2 separate regions of the Mus musculus genome follow, and region 1 is linked to region 2. A link is a loop called in an ENCODE intact Hi-C map of the cell type or tissue named here. Cell type or tissue: gastrocnemius. All regions are shown on one strand. Each heading gives the region's core, and the rest is flanking DNA. Links, peaks and the distances in the headings are about the cores only. Region 1 overlaps Myc (myelocytomatosis oncogene). Region 2 overlaps Pvt1 (Pvt1 oncogene).

Region 1 (13,341 bases), core at 8,342-13,341, 110 kb after region 2:
GGTACTTTCTCAGGCTGCCCCAGGAAGCAATGCCAAAAGGAAAGGCTGGGCACAGACCTCAGTTGGTAGGGTGCTTACATATAGCACACTGCAGATCAACACTGCAGAAAAGATTGTGTGTGGTAGTACATGCCCATAATGCCAGTGCTGACCTTCATGCAACACTGGTACTCAAGAGGTGAAGACAGGAAGAGCAGGAGTTCAAGGTCATCCTTGACTTAAGAGAGAATTTGAGAATACCTTGATACACATGAATCTTTGGAAGAAGAGGAAGAGGAGGAGGAAGAACAGGAAGAAGAGGAGGAGAAGGGAGAACAGGGAGAGGAGGAGGAGGAATTGGTGAAATAATCCAGGTGAAGTACTTAGCCCAGCATTAGAAACATAAACATTCTGCAAGTGTCAGCACTTTTTTTTTCATGGTTGCATTCCTCTCAGAACCACTCAGTATTTGCGATTATCTTATTTGAGCTTCCTGACCCTCATTGAATGGACGTTCACAGCAGCACAGGCAAGTTAAGTGTGTTGGTTTTCAGTACTGTGACTTCCCACTGCATCATACTCACGACTGTGGGTAGGTTGCCATCATAACCACTGGGCCTGAGTCCCTGCAGGTCACCGGGTATTGGATCACCCTGTGTCTCATCCAAGGGTTGAAGTCCTTTTGCTCTTCCTATTCTTTACATCCTTGTATGCTTTCAGTTCCCCTAGAGAGTTTCATTCTCTCTCATAGCAGCGCCTCAAGATATTGAGCATGCTTTCTTCATCACCATCCTCTGTACCCTGGCTGGGAACTTTCCCTGAACCGCAATGCTATCAGATGTTCATGTAACTCTGCAATCCTTGCTCCACTAATTTGTGCCCTGAAAATAATCTGGTTAATTATTTGTAAATACTCGTTCAGTATACATCCTTTCTACTAAGTGCTGGAGTACGGTTATTCCACACTGACGTCTGTGTGCATAGCAAATGCCCCAAATATCCATTGACTGGGGAGTTCTTGGGTATGAAGATAAGATCTGTGTAGATCTGGGTCAGTTTGGAAGATCCATCTCTGTGCCAATTACTTGTGGTTTAGGAGATCATTCTGGGTACCAGGAAAGCAAGAGAAGGAATCTTATCTCCTAGAATACCTGATGTCTTAAAACAATTGTGTCATAAATAAGTAGGCTGATCTCTGAAGAGCTGTATGTTAGCCTCATGAAATTATGTGCATGTTCTACTGCTTAATCATATCCCCAGCGCAGGAAGACGGCTACTTCTCCAGAGACTTCAAAAACAGAGGCAAAGATTGGCCCCGTTGCAGGTAACATGATCCTTGCCTCACTACTCAACAGAATGGCAGATAAAATTGCTTTGAGTAGATCATCTGCAGGCTCTTCTGACCCTAGGAGTAGAGAAGTGGTCTCCAAAATATGCGTGCTCAGTTTACTCCCTGGCGTAGGAAAGTCTGATGATTCATGCACTCTGCCTAAAAGTGTGATGATTCATGCACTCTGCCTACACTCATTTAAAACTCTATACCCTGTCTTGCTAAACACGGGAGATGACCCAGGAGGACAGCAAGTCATCCATCTGATAGGAGAGAATCAGGTCAGGTAGCCAGCTAGATTCAGCCCCAGTTTCAGTGCGGAAGCAAGAGAGGGAAGAAGGTAATTTCAATATGGTGTGGTTGTAGAGAGGCAGCAGGAAGTGAAGAAGCTGGGGGGCAATAAGAATCCAGATTCCATCCCTGCTAACAAACTGCCCTGCTTAGTTGAAGTTGAGACAGTTACCTGCTGACTCTCATTCTCAGTATCCCCACATGTGAAATGATATGTGTGTGATCATCCCGTGTGCAGATGACAAGAACAGTGTCTGAGTGATAGGGTCAGATTCCCTGGAACTGGAGTCAGCTCTCATGCAGGTACTAGGAATTGAACCCAGGTCTTCTGGAAGAGCAGCCAGTGCTCTTAACCTCTGAATCATCTCTTCAGTCCCTCAAAGGCATTTCTGATTTACTTGTCTTTCTGGACTGTAGATGGAAGTCAGGGCTGCTAGCATCCCATGCAAATCCTCTATCCTTGAGCTATATCCCAGGTCAGTTTTGCCTGAAAGATTTATTTATTTTTAATTTTATGTGTGTGAGTATTTTGCTTACATGTATGTTATATGCACTGTGTGCACCTGGTCCTGAGAAAACAGAAGAGGGGGCCATAATTGAAGGTGCAAGCTACTCGGCTTCTAGGAACTGAACTTGGGTCCCATGCAGAAGAGCAAGTACTCTTAACCAGCCAATCATCTCCCCAGTTCTCTGGACCTTTGTTTGTTTGTTTTTATAATGCTTTACTTTTCAGAAAGTTTTACTCATTTTCTCTGGCTTCCCCAGCACTCATCTTGCTGTCCAGGCAGACCTTGAACATGGAGTCCATTCCCTAGGCCTCCCAAGTAGAGTAGTTGGGATTAACATCTGCACTACCAGGCCCACAGATCTGTATTTTAGAAGCAGAGCACATGAATCATCAAGTTCTCCTACGCCAGGGAGTAAACTGATCGGGCTTATTTGGGAGACCATTTTTCTACCTTTGAGGAAACCAGATGAGAGACAGGCAGTTGGCATCTGCTAGAGAGTCCCAGGTAAAGAATATCGGTTGGCAGAAGCAAAGTGGGCAAGGAGACATGGATAGAGCCAAGAAGCATTGAGGCGGGGAACAACAGGGCCAAAAAGTTGGAGTGGAGGGGGAGGGTATGGGGGACTTTTGGGATAGCATTGGAAATGTAAATGAGGAAAATACCTAATTAAAAAAAAAAAAAGAAAGAATCATTGAGGCTGATGGCCTGGAGGGACTTAATGGTGTGGTAGAAGGAGGGAGATGAAGAGGTAGCTAGACTCTTGCTTACTTACTGAGCAATGGCTGGAACAGGCCTCCCATCTGAATTCTCTCCAAATCTGTGGTAGAGGGGTATAGCTTTTGCTGATCCTTGTTTGCCCTTGGAATTCCCACCTCACTGCAAATCACCTGGGCTGAGTTGGCTCAAAACAGCCCCTAGGCCTCCCACTTCAGACTCAATTTCAATACCTCTAAGATGGACCATTCGAATCTCTCTTAACGGGGTTGGGGGGGTGGGTGGGGGGCTGGTAAGATAGCTCAGTGGTTAAGAGCACTGACTGTTCTTCCAAAGATCCTGAGTTCAAATCCCAGCAACCACATGGTGGCTCACAACCATCTGTAATGAGATCTGATACTCTCTTCTGGAGTGTCTGAAGACAGCTACAGTGTACTTACATATAATAAGTAAGTAAATAAATAAATAAATAAAATTTTAAAAAAAGGAGTCTCTCTTACCAAAAGTTGTTCTCAAGAGTCAGGGTTTTAAGCATCTGCTCTTTTCTTATATCTCTGAACAGTGAGAACCATCACTACCCAGAATGTATCTAGAGAACATTTTTTTCTTTTCTTATATTGACTTTTTTGTTGTTGTTGGTTTTTTATCTTGGATAGGTCTTCCCTTTGCCTCAGAAGCTGAGAATCACAGGGTTCCAACTTTTGCAGGAGGAGTGTGGTCCTGGGAACCAAGTGAATTGTCTGGTTTAAGGGTAAGCACATGGTTCCAGAAGACTGATCATAGTTCTTTCTGCTGTGTTCTTCTGGCTAGAAGGAAGAGGTTTAGCTGGGCGTGGTGGCACACATCTTTAATCCCAGCACTTGGGAGGCAGAGGCAGGTGGGTTTCTGAGTTCGAGGCCAGCCTGGTCTACAAAGTGAGTTCCAGGACAGTCAGGGCTATACAGAGAAACCCTGTCTCGAAAAAACAAAAACAACAACAACCAAAAAAGAATCAGAGAGGATCCTTGGATGAATCATGAAACAGTTGCATAAATTGACATTTTCCCTCCCTCCCTCCCTCCCTCCCTCCTTTTCTCCCTTCTTCCTTCCTTTCCTCTGTCCTCTGTCTCTTCTCCTTTCCTAGTTGATTTTGTGAATTGGAACAGAGTTTCTGTTGTCTGGAACTTACAGTCCCTGCATAGAGAAGTTGTTGCCAAGGCTGATGCTGTCTGGGATGAATTAGGTAGTCACCAGAGGGAGAGAAGATTTGTCAATCACAGTGCAGAGCAAAGGGTTGAATGGGGTGAGAATGACTGACAGCCTAAGGAAGTAGAATCTTAAAACAGATGCCAGAAATATGTGCACATTTACTCTTTCATACACCCATTTGTTTATTAAAATTATTATTATTATTATCATTATTATTACTTTTCATATGAAGCTCTGGCTGGCCCAGAACTCACAAAAGTCTGCCTGGCCTACCTCTGAGATTGAAGGTGAGCTTTATCTCACTGGCTTCAACAATATTTTGTGTGTCAGTCTAAGCAGTAGTACCACACATCTTTAATCTCAGCACTTGGGAGGCAGAGACAGGTGGATTTCTAAGTTTGAGGCCAGCCTGGTCTACAGAGTGAGTTCCAGGACAGCCAGGGCTACACAGAGAAACCCTGTCTCGAAAAAACCAAAAAAACAAAAAAAGAAGTTTAGCAGGACTAAATGTGGTGCATGCCTTTAGTCCTAGCACTCCTAAGAAAGATATAGGCAGATCTCTGAAAGTTCAATGCAAGGCTGGTCTGCATAGTGAGTTCCAGGTCAGCCAGAGCTACAAAATGTGGAGGCTTTATCTCATGTGGATTGAAGGTGTCTGTGGAGAGAAGAGGTTTAGAGTCATTTGTGTAAAGATGGACATGGTATCTGGTAAAGGAAGAGAGCTGTGGGAAGCCAAGGGAGAACAGCTTGGCCAGTGACATCACCACCTGGAAGAATACTTACCTAAGTAGGGGGAACATATTCTTTTTTCATTTGTTCAGCCATACCCAGCTAAGAGAGGGCTCCAGACATCAAGCAAGCAAAACAAAGCTACCTACCGGTCCAGTAACTCACCTGACTAGACACTTTGATTCTTGTCTTAGTCAGGGTTTATATTCCTGCACAAAACATCATGTCCAAAAAGCAAGTTGGGAAAGAAAAGGATTATTCACTGTCCACTTACACACTGCTGTTCATTACCAAAGGAAGTCAGGACTGGAACTCAAGCAGGTCAGGAAGCAGGAGCTGATGCAGAGGTCTTGGAAGGATGTTACTTACTGGCTTGCTTCCCCTGGCTTGCTCAGCTTGCTCTCTTAGAGAACTCAAGACTACCAGCCCAGGGATGGCACCACCCACATAGGCCCTCCTTCACCACTAATTGAGAAAATGCCTTACAGCTGGATCTCACGGAGGCTTTTCCCCAAGTGAGGCTCTGTGATAACTCCAGCTTGTGTCAAGTTCACACACACACACACACACACACACACACACACACACACACACACACACACACACACAAAACCAGTCAGTACAATTCCCCTCCTTTTCTGTCAGCAGTTCTTTCCCTCTCAAGTCTAGCCTACTATCATGGAAATGAATTAGGCTTCCTGTCTTTTCAGCTCAAAAACCAAATCAAGCAAAGCAAGTCTAATCAAAATCCTTCCCTTCACCTGATGAACCCCCATCTCTTTCCTTGACCTTTCTCGCTATGCAACTTGAAACAACTTTGCTTCTACTCCACCCCTTACTCAGGTCTGATGCACCATTGAGCCCATCAAAGAGCCCTTCACTTAGATGTTTACAGAATTAGTGAATTGCACTTTCTTGTCAGGCATGATTAAGCAAGACCAATGAACTTCCATTCTTCAAGGGGTTGATCTGATGATGAAGACAACTGGTCTCCAAGCATACAAGGAGAAGCCCAAAACTGGCATTGAGGCTGCCAGGCTGCCGTGTTTGTGGTAGGTAGTAAGTGTATCGAATAGGAGTGGAGAATGGCTTCAGACTTAATCCAGAAAGGACTTGGCTTACCAGTGGTTTGAAAAGATGGTTGGGTTTGCAGTGGTAGAAAAGACAATGGTTCTCAGACACAGAGAAACCCTGTTTTGAAAAACCAAAACCAACCCAAACCAACCCAATGAACAAAACCCAAAACCAACCAACTAACGAAACAACAACAACAATTAAACCCTCAGGGAATGAGAACTAGTATTTGCATCCTAGAATCACACAGTGGAAATTCCTGAATAAAGCCCTGCATGAAAGCTGGAGAATAAGTGTCCCAAACTGGTAATCCCAACACAACACTTAAGAGGCTGAGGCAAGAAATTCCAGAGTTTGAGGCCAGTATGGCCTGCCTAATGAGATCCTATTGCCAAAACAAATAAACAGAACCAAAGTACTGCAGGAGAGTTGGGTGCTGGGACAGCTAATTAACTACCTATGGGCAGTTGTCTCTAGCAGATGAAGGAGTAGGAGGATACTGGGTGGAAGGGGAAGTGGATAGGAGAGGCCTAGAGAAGCATTCCCTCACTAAGCCAGTGGATCCTTGCTGTACTTCCTGCTACCTTAGGCACAGTTCAAATAGCAAGCGTTTTTGGTTTTAGCTTGTTGGTTTTAGCTCTCCTTCTTCTTTGCTTCCCTGCCATCTGCTGCTGACATTTTCTCCTTTAGCTTCTTTCTCAAGACTTACTGGATTCCATCCTTATTCCATGTTCCCAGGACTCGAACTTCCACCACTCTGTAGGAAATGCCCTAATACTTTTGGTGAAACAACCTACAATCTCTATAGAGATGTGACTCACCCATTGATCACTTACCTTGCATGCAGGAGGTTCTAGGTTCCCTCTCTAGTGCAGTAAATTTAAAAAAAAAACATATTTAAAATTTAATAGTAAAATTTAAAAAGTAAAACCAAAACCAAAAAGGAGGTGTGTGTGTGTATAGGGGGTTGCTTTGGGAATAAAAGGAGATAATGTATGTCAAACTTTTAGCACACAGTAAACATTAATTGCTATTATCGTTAGTTAGTGCTTATGTGACTTCAGGCCAGCAATTTCACATGTCTGTGTACAAACTTCAGTATTGTCACATCTAACAATTGTTCTCCAGCTGAGTTGTTTGTGGGGGTCCTCCCGCCCCCTGCAGAAAGCAGGTATATTCTGACAGAGCTTTCCCCAAAGCTCCTCTTTCCTAGCCATATAGACCCGAACTGGAGAGTTTAGCCTTTAATGAGATGGTCGGGTGAAGACTGGAAGAGAGTGTTCCTGAGCCCCTCGGCATTGTTTAGAGACAAAGGACATTCCTTTCAGCCTCAGAGGATCTACATCCCATTAACACTTGTTCCTCTCTCAACCCTGTCTTCCTAAAGAGCTTAGTGTAGACCAATATTGAGTGAAGTAAAACCCAAAAAGGAAATCCACTCAGTCATTGAGTCAACTCACACCAGTTTGGCAAAGTCGCTAGAGCTAGATGTTTTCCCTAAATTGGCAGTTTGTTGGATTTCTCTGGAAAGACGTCGAACCACCACCACCACCACCACCAAAATTGCTAAAGTTTGGGGAATGAGTAGGAACCTCATTTTTGGTTTTATTTATTCCTGTGGTGTCAAGCATGGGTCCTTATACATGCTAGACAAGTGTCTTATCACTGAACGACATCTCTAGCCCAGGCTTCATTGTTTAAAATAAACCTCTGTTCTTGAAATCGATCCAGGATGGTCTCTAACCTTAAGTGAAGAGTTTGTTCCCTGAAGATACCCAGTGATGTATTTATAGACAGGCTTGAAGCTCATCTTCCAGCATGTTATAACCTAAAGATTAGTTTTTGTTGGGAAGAAATGCTTCAGGGTTCCTTAGCAGTCATGCTAAAAAAAAAAAAAAAAATCATTATTGTGACTCATCTCTTATTGTAAACAAACCACAGAAAATCCCCTCACGTTTTTTGTTCTGTTTGTTTTTGGGGGGTGGGTTTTTTGGCCCTCTTTTCCAAGGTTAGTGCCAAAGTCCATCTTAAAGAACAGCAGAAGACTCTACATACGTGTTCAAGCTTTGGATGACTCAAGCACTATCCTGGTATTGTGAAACTTTTGTTCAACTTAAAGTGTAATTGATTGCTTTTTAGTGTTGTCCCCGAATGATAGCATAAAGTCACACTTCCTCCTCACTCAGTTTATCCTGAAGAGCACCATCCCAGGGATCCTCTCGGGGAAACTGAGTTCCAGTGTCATGGGTGAACAACAGAAGAGACTAGCTAATTCTTGTATATCCCAGACCAAGCTGAAAGCTCCTCCCACTTCACCCCTCATCGTGATTGTTATCTATAAATTTGATTGCACAATGTTGCAGACCCCTGGGACTCCAGATTGGCTGGGAGAGCCTTCCTGTGTTATGGTCAAGATCAGCCTGACTTTCTGGAAGGAAGCTGGCCGATGTCCTGTTTTCAGACCATTCCCTGGCTTGGTAAAGCTGAGAAGTGCCCAGATAGGGAGCTGTGATACTTCGATTCCATCCCCACAGCCAAATCTGAATCTCTAAACTTGTTTCCTGATCATTTGGAACAGGAGTTGTTTTCCTAATGAGGAATGCTTTCCTCTATTCTTTGGGCTTGCCTGGACTGAGTGATTCAACCTAACACCTTCCCAGGTCTCAAGTGAGTCACCCCAGGGCTGCACTCCAGCCTAGGCTCACAAAGGGGAAAAAGAGGGAACTATTTAAGAGCACCCCCTGCTCCCCCCTTTTGCTAATCCTTTGAACTACTCAAAGTATTTCAAACTACTACTGGGGTTTGTGTTTTCTTTTGAATGTAGGATAGAGGGTGTAACAGTTTGAAGCTGAGGGTGAGTCTAAAAGAGCCAAAAATAAGATCAAAAACTAAATGTTAAACGCTTCAATAGATCATGGGGGGGGGGTGTCAAAGATAGTAATTACTTATTGGTTTATGAATGATGGTGAATTAAAGTCCCAAAGACACTCCAGGATGCTAGAGACCTTCTCTGAGACAATGGGGTCATTTAGGACATTTAGGGTACCTTTCTCCCTGGACTTTACCTACATGTTTCAGTTTCTGGTTTGGATTGTGGCTTTTCAGAGGCTTATAATTAATAAGATACCTGTTCCAAAAGGCTTTCTCATGGGCCATTGATGAGCGTGTGTCATGAGTGTGTGAAAGTGCTTGGGAGGAAGGCGAGCTTGCAATTTCTAAAATAATGACTCATGTAAAACAAGGTTTTATTTTATGATCTGACCAGTAGCACTTCTAAACTGGCTTCTTCCCAGGAGCAAGCAGGGATCTGATGTTAAAAACTAAGTGGGTAAGGTAGGAGTGAGCTATGTGCCTCTGAGTACACACAACACCCTCCACCCCAACCCCCCAATCCACAAACAAGGAGGGGAACTGAAGTCTACCAGTTCTTGAGTAGTGAAGCTTTAATGACTCCTGCCCTCTCCTTCGTAGCTAGGATCTTCCTCCTGGATGCACTAAGGATAAAGTGGTTTTGAATCCCCTGGGTGCATGGATGGGTTATTTCATGTCTGTTTCTACCTGTACTAGGTATAAAGAGATCATAGTACCTCTTTCGTGGCACTCTGTCAAAGCTCCTAATGGAGCCTGTAGCGCTCATTCTCAGACCCCTAACCAGCGGAAGGACACCCAACTAAGCAAGGCAGCAAGGCTTGTTTTCAAGACAGGGGCCCTGGGTTATTTTTGTTGTGTTCGTACCCATTAAGCTCTGCAACCCTCTGAACCTTTGTATGTCCTTGTTTGGAAAACCAGGATCAACTTAGCAGTGGTAATGCTCTTCCTCTGTTTTTTTCAGAAGCATAGGAGATACTGATGTGAAGGGACTATCACCTGGGAGCAAGAGGCAAGGAACAAACGGTGGTTCTCTCTCCCTCCCCTCACCAGTTCTTTGGCAGGGCAGAGTCCTTGGGTTGAGGTGAACCAGGGAATGGCTTCGGTTAACTGTAGGAGATTCTGCCATCTCTTCCTCCTGTATATTTAGCTGTTATCTTTAACCTCTTGCTTTTCCCTTCCCTGCATCTAGCCTTCTCACTTGCCTTTTGCCCATTCCTAACTAACAGCTCTGGTTTTTATTACTATCCACAGAAAGCATCCTGTAGACAACTTAGAAATCCTGAGGACCCCCAGCCCCATTTTAACAATGATAACCCCTTCCCATATTTGTAAACCTACCCTGTGAAAATGGTCAAATTCTTTTAATCTGTAATTGAGGAAAGGAAGTTTGAGGAAGAGGAAAAAGAAAACACAAGTTGGCCCAATTGTATTTTTTCCAATTATTTTATTTTTTTCTAAAAACAATAGAAAAAAATCAACTTTAAAAATGAAAATGTCTTTAAATAAAAAAAATTATGGTACATGTCTTAAAATCTTTTGTAACTGTTATAAACGTTTTATTAAAGTTATTTACATTTCAAGGCCCTATTTACATGGGAAAATTGGATAGATTTTAAGATTTTTTTAAAAAAACAATTAAATACAAATCTGTTAAAAGGAAAAAGAAAAAAGATGGGAAGCATAAAAAAAAGTTCTTTTATACTATTTAAGTTTGAGGCAGTTAAAATTATGGCTGAAGCTTACAGTCCCAAAGCCCCAGCCAAGGTTGTGAGGTTAGGCTTTGAGCATGCATTTTAATTCCAGCGCATCAGTTCTGTCAGAAGGAACCGTTCTCCTTACTCTCACGAGAGATTCCAGCTCCTCCTCGAGTTAGGTCAGTTTATGCACCAGAGTTTCGAAGCTGTTCGAGTTTGTGTTTCAACTGTTCTCGTCGTTTCCTCAATAAGTCCTTTTCAGAGGTGAGCTTGTGCTCGTCTGCTTGAATGGACAGGATGTAGGCGGTGGCTTTTTTGAGGATCACTACCTTGGGGGCCTTTTCGTTGTTTTCCAATTCAGGGATCTGGTCACGCAGGGCAAAAAAGCTGCGCTTCAGCTCGTTCCTCCTCTGACGTTCCAAGACGTTGTGTGTCCGCCTCTTGTCGTTTTCCTCCGTGTCTGAGGACCTGGGGCTGGAGCACTTGCGGTTGTTGCTGATCTGCTTCAGGACCCTGCCACTGTCCAACTTGGCCCTCTTGGCAGCTGGATAGTCCTTCCTTGTGGAGGGGGGTGCGGCGTAGTTGTGCTGGTGAGTGGAGACGTGGCACCTCTTGAGGACCAGTGGGCTGTGCGGAGGTTTGCTGTGGCCTCGGGATGGAGATGAGCCCGACTCCGACCTCTTGGCAGGGGTTTGCCTCTTCTCCACAGACACCACATCAATTTCTTCCTCATCTTCTTGCTCTTCTTCTGTAAGGGAGGAAGTGGAAGATCACAGTTAGCCACGCCTCCTGAATCCCGGACGCTATACATAGGATTTGACCGATGCTATCCAAATACCAAGTTGGAAAGGGAAGAAAGTAAGAATCAGATCCAGACACCATCTTCCCTTCTCCCAGAAAGGCAGAACAGGGTTAGGGCACAGGTGAGAAAATTACCATGTACCAGGATATGGTATCCTTGCCAATTCTTACCTAAGATTTAATGAGGCTTCAGACACACCCAAAGCAAAGCACATTTCCCAAGCACCTCCTATTTTTAAGGGACTTTACCGAGAACCTTTCAGGTCCCGTGAGGGATAGCTGCAAATCTCTTGCTATGACTTTAGCAACTCCCTATTTTACTGGAAGCACAATTAAAAAAAAAAAAAAAAAAAAAAAGTCTTGCAGCTTTGCCAAACGTCCTGGTGTTGGGGGAGTGTTGGGACGGGGGGAGAAGTCCAAATTGAACAGAATTTGCTTTGAAGTGTTCAAAAGAGGACGAAAAAACAAAGCAAAACAAAACACCCAAAAGAGCCCAGCTCTTCAATTCTTTAGGAACTTTCACTAGTGCCTGGCTCTAAGGCTATAAAGGCTGTCCCAGCTTCTGTCATTGCTTCTCTTGGGTCTTAGACAAACGTATCCATTAAATTCAAATATTCTTCTGGCAGTCAAGAAAAGAAGCAGGTAATTCACCCCCCTCCAGATCAGTTCCTTTATCCTCATTCACACCCTTCCCAGGGTAATTAAAATGCTTAGGAGGGGTAAAGGGAGTGGATGGAGCTGAAAGATAAGCCAGAAGATTTAAAAACCCAAATGAAATTCCTGAGGGGTGGGAAGGGTGGGGGGTGGGGGTGACAACCAGGGCGGTCTGGGGGGGGGGGGGGGAGGGGAGGGAGGGATAGCTGAAGCACGGGAATCCAGGGATGAAGAGCTCTTAGACAGAAGGGAAAGAAAGGGGGAGCCCCGGAGGCCAATTGAATTAATGCCAATGAGTGGTGGAGAAGGAGGTCCATCCAACCTCTCGCTTCCTACCCTGCTGTGAATGGGGTAGCTTACCAGAGTCGCTGCTGGTGGTGGGCGGTGTCTCCTCATGCAGCACTAGGGGCTCAGGGCTGGCCCGTGGGGAGGACTCGGAGGACAGCAGCGAGTCCGAGGAAGGAGAGAAGGCCGTGGAATCGGACGAGGTACAGGATTTGGGCGAGCTGCTGTCGTTGAGCGGGTAGGGAAAGACCACTGAGGGGTCAATGCACTCGGACGCGGCGGCGGTGAGGTCCTGCAGGTACAGGCTGGAGGTGGAGCAGACGCTGTGCCCGCGGGCGGGGCTCAGGCTGGTGCTGTCTTTGCGCGCAGCCTGGTAGGAGGCCAGCTTCTCCGAGACCAGCTTGGCAGCGGCTGAGAAACCGCTCCACATACAGTCCTGGATGATGATGTTCTTGATGAAGGTCTCGTCGTCAGGATCGCAGATGAAGCTCTGGTTCACCATGTCTCCTCCAAGTAACTCGGTCATCATCTCCAGCTGATCGGCGGTGGAGAAGTTGCCACCGCCGCCGTCATCGTCTTCCCTTGGGGAGAAGGACGTAGCGACCGCAACATAGGATGGAGAGCAGAGCCCGGAGCGGCGGCTCGGGGACAGGGGCGGGGTGGGAAGCAGCTCGAATTTCTTCCAGATATCCTCACTGGGCGCGGGCGGCTGCAGCTCGCTCTGCTGTTGCTGGTGATAGAAATTCTCTTCCTCGTCGCAGATGAAATAGGGCTGTACGGAGTCGTAGTCGAGGTCATAGTTCCTGTTGGTGAAGTTCACGTTGAGGGGCATCGTCGTGGCTGTCTGCTGGAGGGGGCACAGCAAGGGAAGCAAGTCTAGAGTTATCCAGCTCTGGTTGGTGCGGAAACCTGGCGCAGCGCGTACCCCAATCCTGAACCACTCCCCTTTCAGCGTGCTGTACTTCCAAGTGTGTGTGTGTGTGTGTGTGTGTGTGTGTGTGTGTGTGTGTGTGTGGTTGGGGGGGAGGCATGCACTCTTTTACTCCCTACTATCAGTGACGCTCGTCGGACTAGCAGCTGCTCCGAGTCCCCGCCTCCTTCGAGCAGGGACTTAGCCCTGCAGACGCCCAGGAATCGCCATCGGCCTTGGCTTCAGAGGCTGAGGGAGGCGACTGTAGGGAATACAGTCTGCTAAGAGCCGAGGCGCAAAGTTTTGCGCCAC
Region 2 (15,216 bases), core at 4,074-9,073:
CAAGACATAGAAACAGGCCCTCTGACTTGAGAATGGGCATCTACAGGGGCTCCCGGACTCTCCACACCATCTTGTCACAAGCTGCTGCTGTCAGCTGGCCGTGCCTGGAAGACATCCAGGGGGTGGCTTCATCAGGAAGCAAGCTCTGGCTTTGTGACACAGAAAATTGCCCCACGAGAAAGCACAGCCCCGGGGTCCTTTCTCTTGGCTGTGCCTCTTTCCTCTCTGTCTCCCAGACTGTCAGGCCCAAATGTGTCACTTCCTTTTTGACCACCCTCCCTCCTAGGTATTTGTACCAGCTGACGCCTGCAAGCAGATACTGATGAGAACCGCAGGCTGCTTCAGTGTCCTACCCACCAGCAATAGAGCAAAGGGCTTTGTGTCTGAACTCCCTTGAACACGGGTCCAGGGGATGCTTTGCAAGCTGCAGGGGTAACACAAGGTGCTACAGTTAGCAGAAAATGAAGCTCAGAAGTCTTCCCCAGTACCCATTTTGTGTCCCAGTGTGTCCCCATTCTTCCATGACACTACATATAAGTACACACACATATGAGTGTCTCACTCCCCTTCTCTAACTTCTAGAACTGTCCAACAATATCAGTCTCCAACCCGGGAAGTAGAAGTCCATCAGAATGCCTGAATAACGAACGCAGCCCACGGACCACAGTACTGACTGCAGGGGCTAGCAAATGGTCCTGGGAGGGAAGGCTGGCCCAGCCTCACTGCCTCCCACAAATACCCCCTCAATTGGAAAATTACAGCCTCTTAAACTTGACAATGAAGACATCTCCTTTCCTTCCTCCCTGACGCACAGAAGCAGCAGTCATGGAGACCAGGTACTTGTATGCCAAAGTCTAGGTCTTGTCTACACTAGAAAGACATTTCAGGGTCTGCTCTCAGACAACACTGTAACTATCCTTCTGTAGACAGACTTCATTTTCCCTTCCTTTCCTTTCTTCCCCAAGCTGCTGCCTTAACAGAGATCAGCTGTTTCAGGATGCACAAGCTTTCTAGCACTGGCTCCTTCTCACACTCAGGGAATGGAATATGAATTGGGTCAGGGACCCAATAAGCCAGAGTGTGAAGACCTTCGGGCCTCTAGCACATCCTTTGAAAGTATGTCTTTGAGGCACTGAGAGATGCTGTTCCTGGATTCAGAACTGGGTTTAGTTATTGGCACAGCATCTGGAATTCTAGTTTTAAGGGATGTGCCACCCTCTTCTGACCTTCACTCACACTAGGCACACACATGGTACACATACAAACATATAGACAAAACATCCATATCCATAGAATAAAATAAAGTTAGGAAGGAAGGAAGGAAGGAAGGAGGAAGGGAGGGAAGGAGGGAGGGAGGGAGGGAGGGAGGGAGGGAGGGAGGGAGGGAGGGAGGGAGGGAGGGAGGGAGGGAGGGAAGACAGAAAGGCAGAAAGAGAAAAGAATCTCTTTGGCCTGAAGAGATGGTTCAGTGGTTAAGAGGACTAGTTACTCATTTTGTGTTCTTGTTTTTCGAGACAGGGTTTCTCTGTGTAGCCCTGGCTGTCCTGGAACTCACTCTGTAGACCAGGCTGGCCTCGAACTCAGAAATCTGCCTGCCTCTGCCTCCCAAGTGCTGGGATTAATTTAAAGGCGTGCTCCACCACTGCCCACTGGTTACTCTTCCAGAGGTCCTGAGTTCAATTCCCAGCAACAATACAGTGGCTCACAAGCAGCAATAATAGGATCCAATGCTTTCTTCTGTCACATAGGCATATACATTGAACATTCATATACATAAATAAATTTTAAAACTTTTATCTTTGTTCAGTTAAAAACAACAAATGTCCCCTGGGTTCATCTGTTGAGATCTACAAAAAGGACAGGATGTAAAACAATGCACGCAGAGCCACCATCACCCTGGACAGCTGGGACTCCCGTACATGAGGCTCATGCGATGCTTACATGGACTCACTGGAGTTTCACAAAGGGTGTGAAGATTTACCTTGGTCTTCAACCTAACCCACCGAGGAGCACCAGGAAGATCATCAGACCACATTTAGAGTGTTGGTGAGGGTGTGCACAGAAAGGATTAACTAAGGGAGTGAGATCCGCTTTGAGCGTGGGCATTTCCATCCCAAGGACTTGGATCTGTGTGGAAGAAATGGGAAAGGCAGCCTGGAGCAGGCATCTGCTTTTTCCTGGCTGCTACTGGCACGACTGTCCTGCAGCAAAGGGCCAAAATGGACTGAGCCCTCTGAAACAGTGAGCTAAACTATCTCTGGGATGGCTACTCTTGGTTGTCAACTTGAATATATGTATCTATATATATACATATTCATTCTATAAGTTCTGTTCCTCTAGAGAACCCTAACTAATACAAAACCCTTCTCTCTTTATTTTTTTCCCCCTTGGGTATTTGTTCATAGAGATAATAAAACTGACTCCCACAAAGGGTTTGGTTTCCTTATTTACAGGACTGCTCAGATCAGAGTGGGCAAGAAGCCACTGCAGTTCCCAGGGGGTCTCCACGTCTTAGCCTAGGAGAACAGATCCTACCACCACTAGAGAAGCTGGGAAAGGAATTAGGACAAACCTCAGTGCTTAGTTCTCACCCGGCCACTAAGAATCTTGAGTATGAGAAGGGCTCAGAGGCCTCTGGGCCACAGGAAGTTGAGGAAGAAAGTAGTCAGCTCCCTGCAGGCTGGAAGGAGACCACAGGCATGTCAAGAAAGGGAAGGGTTAGTATAGAGCAAAGAGGATGAGTTACTTCATCAGACTCTCTGCTTAACCGTCAGGTCACAGTGATGCTACCTCCGAAAGCTCACGTCCACCGAGCATCATGGAGACTGGAGGCCTCGCACACCAACAGCCACAACACAATGAAACCTCCTAACACCTTTACCAGGCAGGAACCAGCCCCATATCTACAGCACAGGTCAGAAAGGCAGAATGAGTCACAGGAGCGATAGGATGAACGGGAATGAAGAAGGCTCCATATCCAAGCCCTTACACATTCCATGGCAGCCACCACCGTACAGGACGTCCGTGTCACACGACAACCTTCTTCTGGTTCATCCATTCCCTCAGCGACTTCTGACCCCAAGACTAATCAATCAGTGCCCTCCATGACATCATCTATTTTAAACCCCAACCCTGACCTCATCTCTGGTCCACTCGCTTAGTATGGACCCAAGTATGTAGAAGTAGGATATTCTTTTTTTTTTTTAAAAAAAAAAAAAAAAAAAGCACAGATGTATTTTCTCCTCGTCCTCAGCTCCACACGACTTTGAGACTTTGCACATCCCCAGACCTCTCTCCATCAAGAAGCTATGAGCAATTAGGACTATAACACAGCCTCAGATCCACAATATCTGATGCTGCCTGGCAGCTGCTCAGTGTTCAGGGACCATCATGAGACCAGAGAGGCTGGCACACATTTGTAATCCATGTATGTTCAGATGCTATAGAACAGAGGCGGGGTGTTAGAAGTTCAAGTTGAGCCTGACAACTTGAAAGGGAGTTCAAAGGCTAGCCTGGGCAATTAAAGAATATTCTGTCTTGAATTCTTTTTTTTTTTTTTTTATGTTAAGGGGCTCAGGTGAGGACTGTAGTTCCATTGTTAGAGTGCTTGTCTAGCAGACAGAAATACCTTGAGGTCAATCCACAGCCCTGGATATTTGACATCCTGGCATTTTGGAGACAGAGGCAGAGAGATCAAACATTTACTCTCCTTCTCAGTTCTGTGTTGAGTTTACCACTAGCCAGGGCTCCATGAGACCCTATGTGGGGGCTGGGATTAGTTTCTGGCAATCTGTTTCAGCATTCCTAGGAAATAAATGAACTTATAATCGGAATCCTAAGTTGCAGTCAGTGAACAAACCTTTTATGTACTTATCAGTATAATATCTCAGATCATGCTATGTAAAAAAAAAAAAAAATTGCAATTTCGACACAATGTAAATATTGCAAATACTATTTGTATAATATTAGTAAGTGAACTATAAAAAAATAAAATAAAACCTGACGATGGGGCTCGCTAAGTAAAGGCACTTCCTGTCAAGCATAATAGCCGCAATCAATTCCTGGGGTGAGAATTGAATCCTGCAAGTTGTCCTCTGATTTTCACGTGTGATCTATGACCTATGCGCCTACCTACAAATATTCATACATATAAATAAAAATGCAATTTTTTGAGGCGGGCTTTCTCTGAGCAGTCCTGGCTGCTCTAGACTCTATGTAGATGAGACTGACTTCAAACTCACCAAGATCTACCCGCCTCTGCCTCCCGAGTGCTGGGATTAAAGGCCTGTACCACCATGCCCAGCTAATGAGTACAGTTTTTAAGCACAAATAAATTGAAGGCTGGAGGGATGGTTTCAGCAGTTGTGAGGAATTGTTGCTTTCTCGGGGCCTGGTTTGGGCTCCCAGCATCCACATGGTGTCTCCGCCATCCATGGTTCCAGTTCCAGGGGGTCGGATAGCTTCTACTAACTTCCCAAGGTACCAGGTATTCACATGGCATACATTTCATACAGGGAAAAGAAACAAATGTACCATAATTGGGTTTTTTTGTTTGTTTTGTTTTTCTGTTTTGTTTTGTTTTTCGAGACAGGGTTTCTCTGTGTAGCCTTGGCTGTCCTAGAACTCACTTTGTAGACCAGGCTGGCCTCGAACTCAGAGATCCACCTGCCTCTGCCTCCCAAGTGCTAGGATTAAAGGCATGCGCCACCAAGTCCGGCTATAATTGTTTTGTTTTTTTTTTTTCCCCAATGCAAGAGATATAACTCAATGATAGAGGGCTTACCTCACGTGCACAAGGCCCTAGATCTAGTTCCAACAATGAGGGGGAAAACTATCACAGATGCCTACTGGAAGAACTGGACATCTGTGTAGACCTACCACCATGTGCTTGGCCAGAGCAATGGAGATTATTTATAGTGATGATATACCGGAAGGTCCCACTGAGAATGTGGCCAGCCTGGTCTACAGAGTGAGTTCCAGGACAGCCAGGACTACACAGAGAGACCCTGACTCAAGAGAAAAAAAAAGAGAGAGAGAGACTGTGGCCAGCAGAGATGGGAACAGACTCCGTGCATGCATGTCTGCCACAGAGCCCAGGCTCTAGACTGTCAAGGACACTGCCATTCATGTCGCTGACTGGGCACACCCATGAGGCTGCTCAGTGTCTCTAAGTCCGGCCTCTTCCTCAGGAACTACCGACTACCCTGTTCATTCCTCGTCATAGAAAGCTTCACTTTCCATGGTCTACATGACGCATGGCCAACTCTAATCCAAAGAAAATATAACATGAAAACTTTCAGAAATATGCAAACCTATCAACTTAAAGAATATTTCTTGTCATTACGGTTACTCTATTACAAGTTATTGTTGTCAATGTCTTGCTACAGTTCCCTTACAAATTTGTCTGTATTTATAAGTTTGTATGTAAAGTTATATGCAAATCCAAGATGCATCTGTAGAGGAAAAGCAGTATCTAGAGGACGTGGGAGCAGCTGCAGCTTTCCGGCATCCCGAGGGTCTGCAGATAAGGGAGAGGAGGGATGGACTTGCTGGAAGGAGCAATAGAAGCAAGCCAGCACAGAGCCCATTAACTCTTATCATCACCAGCTGCAAGGGGTTCGTCAGCAAAATTAACACTAGTCACGATGGTTTCTCGGCAGCCCCGCTGGCCCTTCAGGAAAAGATGTTTGCAGACTCTCCTGGCTGCACACCCTCTAATCTAAGTAGGTTAAAGAGAAGAGAATGCTATTTCCCCCAAGGACTTCAAGGAACTCACGCAAGGCCTGCTGACCAGGTAAGTAGGCTCAAGGTAAACTGAGCCGGTAACCCGGGGAATTGCTGAGTGTCTTGGAAAGAAGAGCTTGTTGGGGGCTGTGAGGCTGGCCAGGGTTTCTCAGGAGCTCTGAAGGGAATGCACCAGAAGCTGGAGGTAGGCCTAGGTCCTCGGAGGCCACAAGCAAGCACCAGAGACTGAATGTCTGCTGCTTTGTGTCCTCACCTAACCCAAGCAAGATAGCTGTGCAGGGCAACTCCAGCGGGCAGGAGGGAGGGGGAGGGCAGGAGCCAGCAGCAAAGCACCACGTGCAGTCAGTAACAGCCAAAGCCGGCCACTCCCCATTCCCTCTCTCCTCTGCCTCTGTATTCCCGACAATCTGCTACAGCAGCAGGTAAGACGGAATCAGGACAGAGACTGGGCCCCACTGAGCCCACAAGGGAGTCAGCTTCACCAAATGCTTCCTGGTGACTCTGTCATCTCCTCTGGTGGCAAAACAGACCCCACTACTGAAAGAACACATAGATCTCAGGATTCCTATGCAAGGTTCTGTGACTCCTTCCAAATTTGGGCTAACAAACAACGGACAGGGATTGTTCCTTCCACATCCCTATGGTGTTTGTAGCTGTGTATAAAGGGCATATACTTCTGACACAAGCAGAAAAGGAGCTGTAGATTCTAGGAGGGGTTTTGTTTGTCCATAAACACCTGGTACAGGTATTCTCCTTTGGGTGTGTAAGAACAATTCCTGGCTGTCACACCAAAGAGGAACAGCAAGGTATCTCGGTGTTTTGAGGTGCTTGCCATTGAGCCTAGTGACCTGATTTTCATGTCTGGAACTCGTATGCTAGAAGGAGACAAGTGACTCCCATAATTGGTACTCTCACTTCTAGATGCGCACTGTGATGTACGTACATACATACGTGTACACACACACACGAAATAAATACTTGTAAAATGTAAGATTCTAAAATGTTTATACCAATTTGCTTCTTCAGATCCCTTACATATGGTGAGAAGCAGTCACGGTCTCCTAACAGACTCTGTCTGACATAAGCATGTGATCCTAGGCATCAGGAGTCCGACAGTTTAGTCCCAAGCAAGCCTTGTCTGTCAGGCTTGAGCATATACAAAGACCTAGGTACCACCTCGGCACAGAGTAAAGCAGGTGTGGTGTTGCACAGCAGTAACCGCCATGCAGGAGAGGTAGAGGCAGGCAGACCAGGTCAAGGGAGTCCTTGATTACCTTCCAGGGTAGCCCAAGTGGAACCCAGCTTCTCTCTCTCTCTCTCTCTCTCTCTCTCTCTCTCTCTCTCTCTCTCTCTCACACACACACACACACACACACACACACACACCTGAAACAAAAGAAAAACAGACTTGCAAACAGGTACCCACACAGTCAGATACCCCTGGCAGGCTTATACACCCCAAACAGATGAGGCAACAAGAATGGGGTGAAAAACAGAACATGCCTTTTGTCCATTTAGGAAACAACACCAGAACTAAAATAATCTCTCAGAGGCCAGGTTTCCTTCCCTGAAAAGCAAAGCTATTGTTGCAGAGCAAGGGAGCTGTGTTTAATATTCTACTGATCCCCTTGGGTACCTGCATATATGCGGTCCATATACAGACAAGCATAAATACACACATAGATAAATTAATTTTTTTTAAATACTAAGAACTAAGATCCTAGCTTGTTTTCTATTGCTGAGATAAAACACTAACCAAAACCAACCTGTGGAAAAAAAGATTTATCTCATCTTATGACTCCACATCACAATGCAGCCATTGAGGGGAGTCAGGACAGAAACTCAAGACAGGCACAGCGGAAGCAGGAAGTGAGTAGAAGCTGTAGGAGAATGTTGACTCCTGGCTTGCACCCCACAACTTGCTCAACTTGTTTTCTTCTATCTTCTAGGGCCACCTGCCCAGGGATGGCATTGTCCATAGTGCTATGGGTCTTCCCACATCAATCATTAGTGGGGAAAATATCCCCTACCCCAGACTTACTTATAGGCCATTCTGGGGGAGGAAATTCTCTAAATAAGCTTTAAGCTTCTTCCCTCTTCCCAGACACCACCAGCTTCTGTCAAGTTGACAAAAGCAAACAAACAAAAAGCAAAACAAACAAACACAAACCTGCCCAGCGCCACTTGGATTCTGAGCTAGATGCCATGACCATACAGACTTCATAGCACTTGACCAATGCTATGTATGACCCAAACCACTTTGCACTTCCCTGGCAAAGCTGCGTGGTCTAGAGCCCTGTGTTTCACCATCTACTCAAGGTCCCTCAGTGAGTAAGTGGGAGATGAAGTAGACGAGGAAGTTTGTCTAGCGATTTCAATTGCTCGCAGAGCTACAGCAAAGAATATGGAACAAAATGATCGTTCCCACTGTGAGCTTCACAGTCATTAGCAAGTATTTGTGTAAAGAACACATGTAAAGTCGGGGAGAGTATTTTCTGTACTTCCCCACACACTGGGAGAACCCCATTCTGAGCGAGGTACTGTCAAGAGTTTCCTAACAAATCACTCTACAGTGGGCACCTTAACCTTGCCCCAGAAGAAACAGACTCCTTCAAGTCTGAGAAGTCTACTTCCCAGGAAAGTTCTGGGCTGTTCTCTCCTGGGGGCTCTAAGGAGCAGGCTTTCTAATAGAGCCCTCAGGCCCTGTCACTGTCTGGCTAGTGGCGCCATCTCTCCCATCTCTACCTTCCCTTATCACCTGGACTTTTCCCTGTATCCCTAAGACTGCCTCCCTCCCCCTCCAATCTTGGTCCAACACCAATCCCTGGCTGCGGAGTTTACCAGAAGCCAATTCTGAGTTAGGCTAGAAAGGCAAAGAAAATCTTGGGGTGTGATAATCTGCAAAGAAGCCCCCCCCAGTCTGGAATCCAGTTGAGAAAGAGAACTTCAGCACTTTCTAGCCAGCAACCGGCAGTTTTCTAGGAATCACACTAGGAACTCCTCCGTTCAGAGGGAAGGGACATGCACAAAGCTCCTTGGATAACCTTGGTGACTCCTGGTTTTTCCTTATTAGACTATGATTGCACCCAAGGTGTCTCTTGGGCTGCTTCATGCATCTCTCTCATCAAAAGAGAGAGGAGTGGGGCGTGGTGACGCACGCCTTTAATCCCAGCACTCAGGAGGTAGAGGCAGGCGGATTTCTGAGTTCGAGACCAGTCTTGTCTACAAAGTGAGTTCCAGGACAGCCAGGGCTATACAGAGAAACCCTGTCTTGAAAAACAGAGAGAGAGAGAGAGAGGGAGAGAGAGAGAGAGAGAGAGAGAGGAGGGTAAAGGTATTTCTTACTTTCCTCTGATGAGCATACACTCCCACTTGGATATGACATACCTTCTCAACACCTCTCAATCTCTCCTCCTCCTTCCTCCCCCATCCCTCCCTCCCCCTTTTTTAATTGTTTTTTTTTTTCAAGACAAAGTATCTCTGTATAGCTCTAGCTATCCTGGAACTCACTCTGTAGACCAGGCTGGCCTCAAACTCGGGAGATCCACCTGCACATGCTAGAATGAAAGGTGTACCCCACCATGCCCAGCGCCTTTTCTCGTAGCCCTCATATTAGCCTATATTAGAATACTCTTGATAACATCAGGGATACTGGTTCACTAAACTGATCCTGAAACGTATTTCAATATTGAAGCTATAAACCTAAGTTTGACCTGAGTCGAGACCTCTAAACACAAGAAAAAAACAGGGGGCCTCCTAGGCTAGTGGGGGTGGCTGTGTAGAGCTGTGTTCCTGTCTTCTACATTTCTCACCGTTGATAAGATGAGCTCACCTGACCTGAAGTAATTATGTCACAGAAATCCCCAGTCCAAATAATGGCATATTCTGAGGCTAGAACGGGACCAAGGTGGGAGGGGCCCTGTCAACCCAGAAGACTTGTGGCTAACCAGGTTCTTTTCTCATAAGGAAAAGATGAATGACTGGATGTGATAGTACTTGCTTTAGTCCCAGCACTGAAGAGGCTGAGTGAGGCAGGAGGATAGCAGTTAGCTGAAAGCCCAAAGTACAGTTAAGGGAAGAAAGAGAGAAGGAAGGGGGGCTGGGAAGCAAGGGAGAGAAGCTGACCATTCCAAGGTACACTGGATCAGTTTCTCACTTAAAAAAAATAAAACAGGGGCTGGAGAGATGGCTCAGCAGTAAAGAGCTGCTCTTCCAGAAGACCCCAGTTCGGTTCCTAGCACCCAATTCACATCTCACAAGTGTTTGTAACTCCGGTTTCAGGAGGTCTGACGTACTCGCACATGCAGGCAAAACACACAAAATAAAAATAAATATACCCTTAAAATAAACAAATAAATAAATAAATAAATAAATAAGATTTGCGGGTGACAAACATCCTCCAAGTGGAAGCTGTGGGGCTATGGGCAATGGTAACAACCAGGTCCTTAAGTTCTTGGGGTGAAAGAAGAGTAGAAGAGCTTACTAGAGTATCTGATATACAGCAACGCTTAAAATTAGGTAATGAGAATTAATTAAAACCTGATGACACTAGTATCATTACTATTTAATAACAAAGAGTAAGAATGGCAGCTTCGTGACTTACTAATGACTGCTTAAACACTTCATCGCAGTGTGTAATATGCAAAACACAAACCTGTAATACTCAATACACAACTTGCAATTCATGGGAGCCTAATTCTAGCCCTAGACCACGCCCTCTGCTTACATACCAGATCTGCCATCAGCGGAGTCTTAAGCTGTATATTACTAACCTCACCTAGCAGGTGCAGTGCCTCCAAATCAAGGTGTGCATTAGCCCCATGACAGAGTATACCGATCTGCTCAAAAGCAAAAAGGACCCTTTTCCTCCTACTGGGTTACCTAGTCCAGCCTGAGGATTTGTGCCTAGTCTTGTTATTCTGGATTTGTTTGATATCCCTGGGAGGCCTGCTCTTTTCTAAAGGGAAATGGAAGAGGAGATGTGGAGGGGGGGCAGGGGCGGGTAGTAGTAGGGGGATGGGAAACGGTGGTCAGGACTTAACATATGAGAGAATACACCTTTTTTTTCCATTTTTTATTAGGTATTTAGCTCATTTACATTTCCAATGCTATACCAAAAGTCCCCCATACCCACCCACCCCCGAGAATACACTTTTAAGTGAAAAGGAAGAAACAAACCAAAAAGAATAAATAAATAAAGGGCATAGAATTAAAAAGATGCCTGTGTTCAGAGGAAGGAAGAAGATCTGGAACCATTAAAAATAAAATTCTCCTGTGGCACCTGTGTGTCTTCACACAGTGCTTATTTCTAAGTGTTGAGATTCAGACCCTGAGCAAGCAGCTGAAGTGCCTATTTAACATTCCAAAGTGGATCTGACCTCCGGTTCTCCCAGCATCCCTCAGTCCCTACCTGTTACGGAGCATGGCTGGCAAGCCCCACCCTCTATGCTGAACTTTCCAGCCCTCTATGCTGAACTTTCCACCCTCTATGCTGAACTTATCCAACCCCTGAATAATGTCTAACCTAACACCATCATACTGGGGTGCTCGGAATTAAATGAGCTGATATTTGCAAAAGGCTGGGATGGCAGCCTAGTTCGAAGAAATGCTCTCCTATCCTATGCTAGACAGAATAATTATGTATGTTATAATCAGAAAATGTAAAAGTCAGGAAAAAAAAAATAAAGATAACCAAAGACAGAAGGGATCAAAAACATCAACGTAAGGAGCCTTTAATGACGCTTTGTGACGGTTTAGAATGGTCTACCCAAACCTAGCCAAGTCTAACTATGTTATGGAGGTGGTAAAAGCAGTTAACCTAAACATCTGGGACACTCACAGAATGATAGGTAGGTAGGTAGATAGATAGATAGATAGATAGATAGATAGATAGATAGACAGACAGACAGACAGATGTTGAATAAAAAGTGACGTTTACAGTGATGTTAGCTCAAGGCAGGGCTTTTCAGGCCATTTCCCCTGGTCTCACCCTGTGCCCCTATTAATCATCTCCCATTCCAATAACATATGTGCATAAGAAATGAGATTCAACCACCTCAAGTACTGTTTTCAGTATATACTTTTCACCAGCAGCCACGCTGGAGTCAAAGAGGGCCTGGCCTGGAAGGAAAGGCAGGGAGGAAGTGCTAGCTCAGCAGAACTAGCCTCTCCTAGCAGAGCATCCTCAGAGCTGAGCAGAGGCTGCAACCGAGCTTCCCACTCATTGTTATTCCAACCAGGTGTCTGCAGGCAGGCAACCCCAGGATACTGCAGAGGAATGTGAGCTTCACACCAGATCGGAAGCAATGCCCCCTCCCAATTGCCCAGCACCCCTTCCTGGTGTAGGAGGAAATGAGGGGTGGGGGTGGGCTCCAAGCAGAGTTGCAGATGAGCCAGGCTTGCACATAAAAGATCTTTCGTGGCTGCTCTGTCTGGGCCTCTTCCTCCCCTCCTTACTTACTAAGCAAGGGTGCCCCTCCCCTTCTTCCTCCCCGACAACCTGACCTTGGCAGAGGCCAAATACAAGCCTAGGCAGCATCTGGCCATTCCTTGCATTCTGCAGAGCAGGCTGAGAGGCTTGAGAAGGGCAAGTGAGGCTGCTGAGCCTTTCCATGAGGTGAGCAATCCTGGCCCCTGTGTGTCGATAACAGGTGAGCTTGGTTTTACAAAGGTATTTAGTATCATCCCAGGAGGGGAATCCAATCCTCACACATACACAGTATTATGGAAATTGCCATAAAGGCTTTTTCTAATGAAGCCTAAGGCCTCTCATAAAGGTGAGTGAAGCCACCCCAGTGAGCAGCTTCAATAAGCCAGAGGCAGGCAAGATGCTCTGTTTGTATCCACATCTGGGTGCACCAGAGCGCACCCAGAAAGGCAATAGCACATGCGGCTCCCTCTCCCTTGGGCACATCAAATTAATGTTCCTCTTTCAGCCCACTATTGTCTCTATGACATGGAGTTTTCTCCTCCTTTCAACCTTATACTCATCTCTAAGCAATCAGGCTCCCACCGGACACGGAAAGAGAGGGCAGTTTGACTGGGACACAGATAAAGATAAGACACAGCAGGACCGGCTGTGCAATATATATAGCAAGACAGTAAAGACTGGGCACTTGATAGGCGGGAAGCACTAAAATCAATTCAGAAAGCACAAAGATCTCTGTTGGGGCTGCCCCACCCCCACCCTGCCCTGATATCACACTCTTGAAGTCAGTCAAGGAAGTGTAGTGATGAGGCAGCCACAGTCTCCACAAAGGAAGACGAAGCAACAGTTTGGACACACTTTCAGGAAGGAAAAGGAACGTTTTGGACCATGAGCCAGAGGTGCTCACCCATCGGAGCTAAAGCACTTCCAAGATGCTCAAAGGACTATCAAGCACACAGCCCAAGGATCCTAACAGCGAGGCATGACAGGAAGGGACTTACGTCTGCAGCAACACTAGGTGATGTCACCCAAGCCAGATGCTCAGGTAAGGGCTGGGCAGACTATCACAGAAGAGGTAATGTGCACACAACACAGGGCCTTTTCTCTTACCTATCCTCAACTCCAGGTTACTTAGCCATCCTGCTACGCTAGCACACTGATCTCATAGGCCTCAATGGTCACACTCAAACAAAGGACCACCTGGCATTGGCACACCCTAAGGACCCTTTCAGTTACTGCTTCATCACCCATTCCTTGTAGGCTAAAGCAAATGTGACCGCCAGATGCTTTGAATATTATATCTACACAAGCCTTTCAGCACAGTTTTGGAAACAGAAAAGTCCAAGATAAATGTCCCCAGCCATCCATTAAGAGCCACATAGTGACTGCTGTTCCGGAGGCTGCAGTGTAGGTTATTCAACATCCCTCATCTTCTAAGCCAGCAAACTGAGAAGGGTAGACTGACTCCATGAACCACTCTCTACCTTACTATCTGAGTACCCTCAAGGGGGCGATGCAACAACTTTGTCACCGAGATCACAGTGGTTGACAAGAAGGCCGCAGAACTGTTGGATACCAGGCAGGGACTCTACATCAGAAATAAGGTCCCCTCAGCCTATGCCCGCCTCTAAACTACACTGTAACCCCTACTGTTACAGGTATACATGTTGCCCCAAGAGAATGCTTGCTGGGCTTATACCTCAGGGCTTACTCCATACATTTGTGGCCTGATTATAAATATGACTGAAGAGTTGTATGTTCTAGTACAGTTTATACCCAGGGTGACTTATTACTCTGGGGAGGAGATATTCTATCAACTAATAGCTCCAAAGAATGGAGTAAAAAGGGTGGCCATTCCCACTGTGTTAATAGGTTCTCTCCTCAACACTGGGCTGTCCAGAGCTGCTAGTCTAGGGGTCTCAGTCTTAGTATTCCAAGATACCACTTATAAGGCCCTATAGATGGAGATAGAAAAGTCCATCACAGCCCTACAGGATTCCTTATCCTCCATGGCAGAAGTAGTCGTGCAGAACAAAAGAGGCCTAGACTTGTTCCTCCAACAGGGAGGACTCTATATAGCTTTAGGTGAAAAATGTTGTTTCTATGTTGACCATTCAAGGGTGGTCAAAACGTCTGTGGCCTTAGTCAGAAACAGACTACAAGACGGATCCCATTGGTTGATGTTAACTTGTACTTCCCTACATCATCAATGTTTTACTTAGGTTTGTTAAGGAACGGATTTACTCTCAAACCACAATACCAGCCTCTAGAAACATCTCAAAGATTCGAGATGGCCCAAAACTAAAGAAAAAAAGGGGAAAAGGCTAGACTGACTCTATGACAGGTTTCAAATGGACAATTCAGGAGTTGAGACCTAAATCGGTTCCCAAGAACTGGACAAACCCAGGCAAGTTCAGGACGCAGAAGCTGCCCTGCCACCTGGTCTGAGTCAAGGACAGTTTTCAGACTTCTGCGACAACAGATTCTAGCCCCCTCCCCCCCCCCCCAGGTCCGAGCAATGGTTCTAAAATGTCCCTAGAGATCAAACAAGACAAAGGTCACCTACCCCAGTATATTCCCCTAATATGCTCTAAATTGAGCCTGCAAGCTCACTTCAGGGTCCATCTTTATAATGGTAGACTACATGCTGGACCTCTACAGAATAAAACACTCTTTGCATGTATAGTCTTAGAGTCCTGGGTGTCACTCTTCAGCAAACCATAGACCCTTACAAAAACTGGTCACATCACACTACTCAGACCCATTTCTGCCTCTTTTGTCTACTTGAATTATTTCTTTAAGGACAGTCTCTGTAAATCCTGATTGGCCTGGAATACACTGAGCCAAAGATGACCTTGAGCTGAGTTCCTCATCCTCCAGTCTCCGTATCCCAAATGCTGGGATTAGAGGCATGCACTGCCACGCCTGGTCTAGGTAGTACTTGTTGATAGGTTATTTCTCTGCCACAGGTGAAATGAGCCAATTCAAGTCAGAATGGATTATATTAAAGGCGGGCTTATTGGGAAGCTGTTCTCAGGAGGGCG

What was found. Hi-C counts contacts between places; a loop is a spot of excess contacts. Peaks named below come from ENCODE experiments on the same cell type or tissue, not always from the same donor. Only the 100,000 strongest peaks of a DNase experiment are listed, where the experiment ranks them.
Region 1: a loop joins it to region 2, with 2.2 times the contacts of the local background. A loop is called at or near these places in 9 of 42 quality-filtered maps.

The regions. Positions count from the first base shown.
Region 1 is chr15:61,987,132-62,000,472 of GRCm38, reverse strand. It overlaps Myc (myelocytomatosis oncogene), which reads right to left. Exons shown (of 3, transcript NM_001177352.1): 2 at 12,195-12,966; 3 at 10,112-11,127. The coding sequence starts at 12,951. The coding sequence ends at 10,565. Among named protein-coding and RNA genes, the nearest start is that of Myc, 8.5 kb to the right of the region's middle. In gastrocnemius, for the core only: no CTCF peak of the experiment used is centred there; DNase peaks (open chromatin) are centred at 10,953, 12,213, 12,441 and 12,732; H3K4me3 peaks cover 2,565 bases; H3K27ac peaks cover 1,533 bases.
Region 2 is chr15:62,089,809-62,105,024 of GRCm38, reverse strand. The region is part of intron 1 of Pvt1 (Pvt1 oncogene); the gene reads right to left. Among named protein-coding and RNA genes, the nearest start is that of Pvt1, 59 kb to the right of the region's middle. In gastrocnemius, for the core only: no CTCF peak of the experiment used is centred there; a DNase peak (open chromatin) is centred at 6,033; H3K27ac peaks cover 850 bases.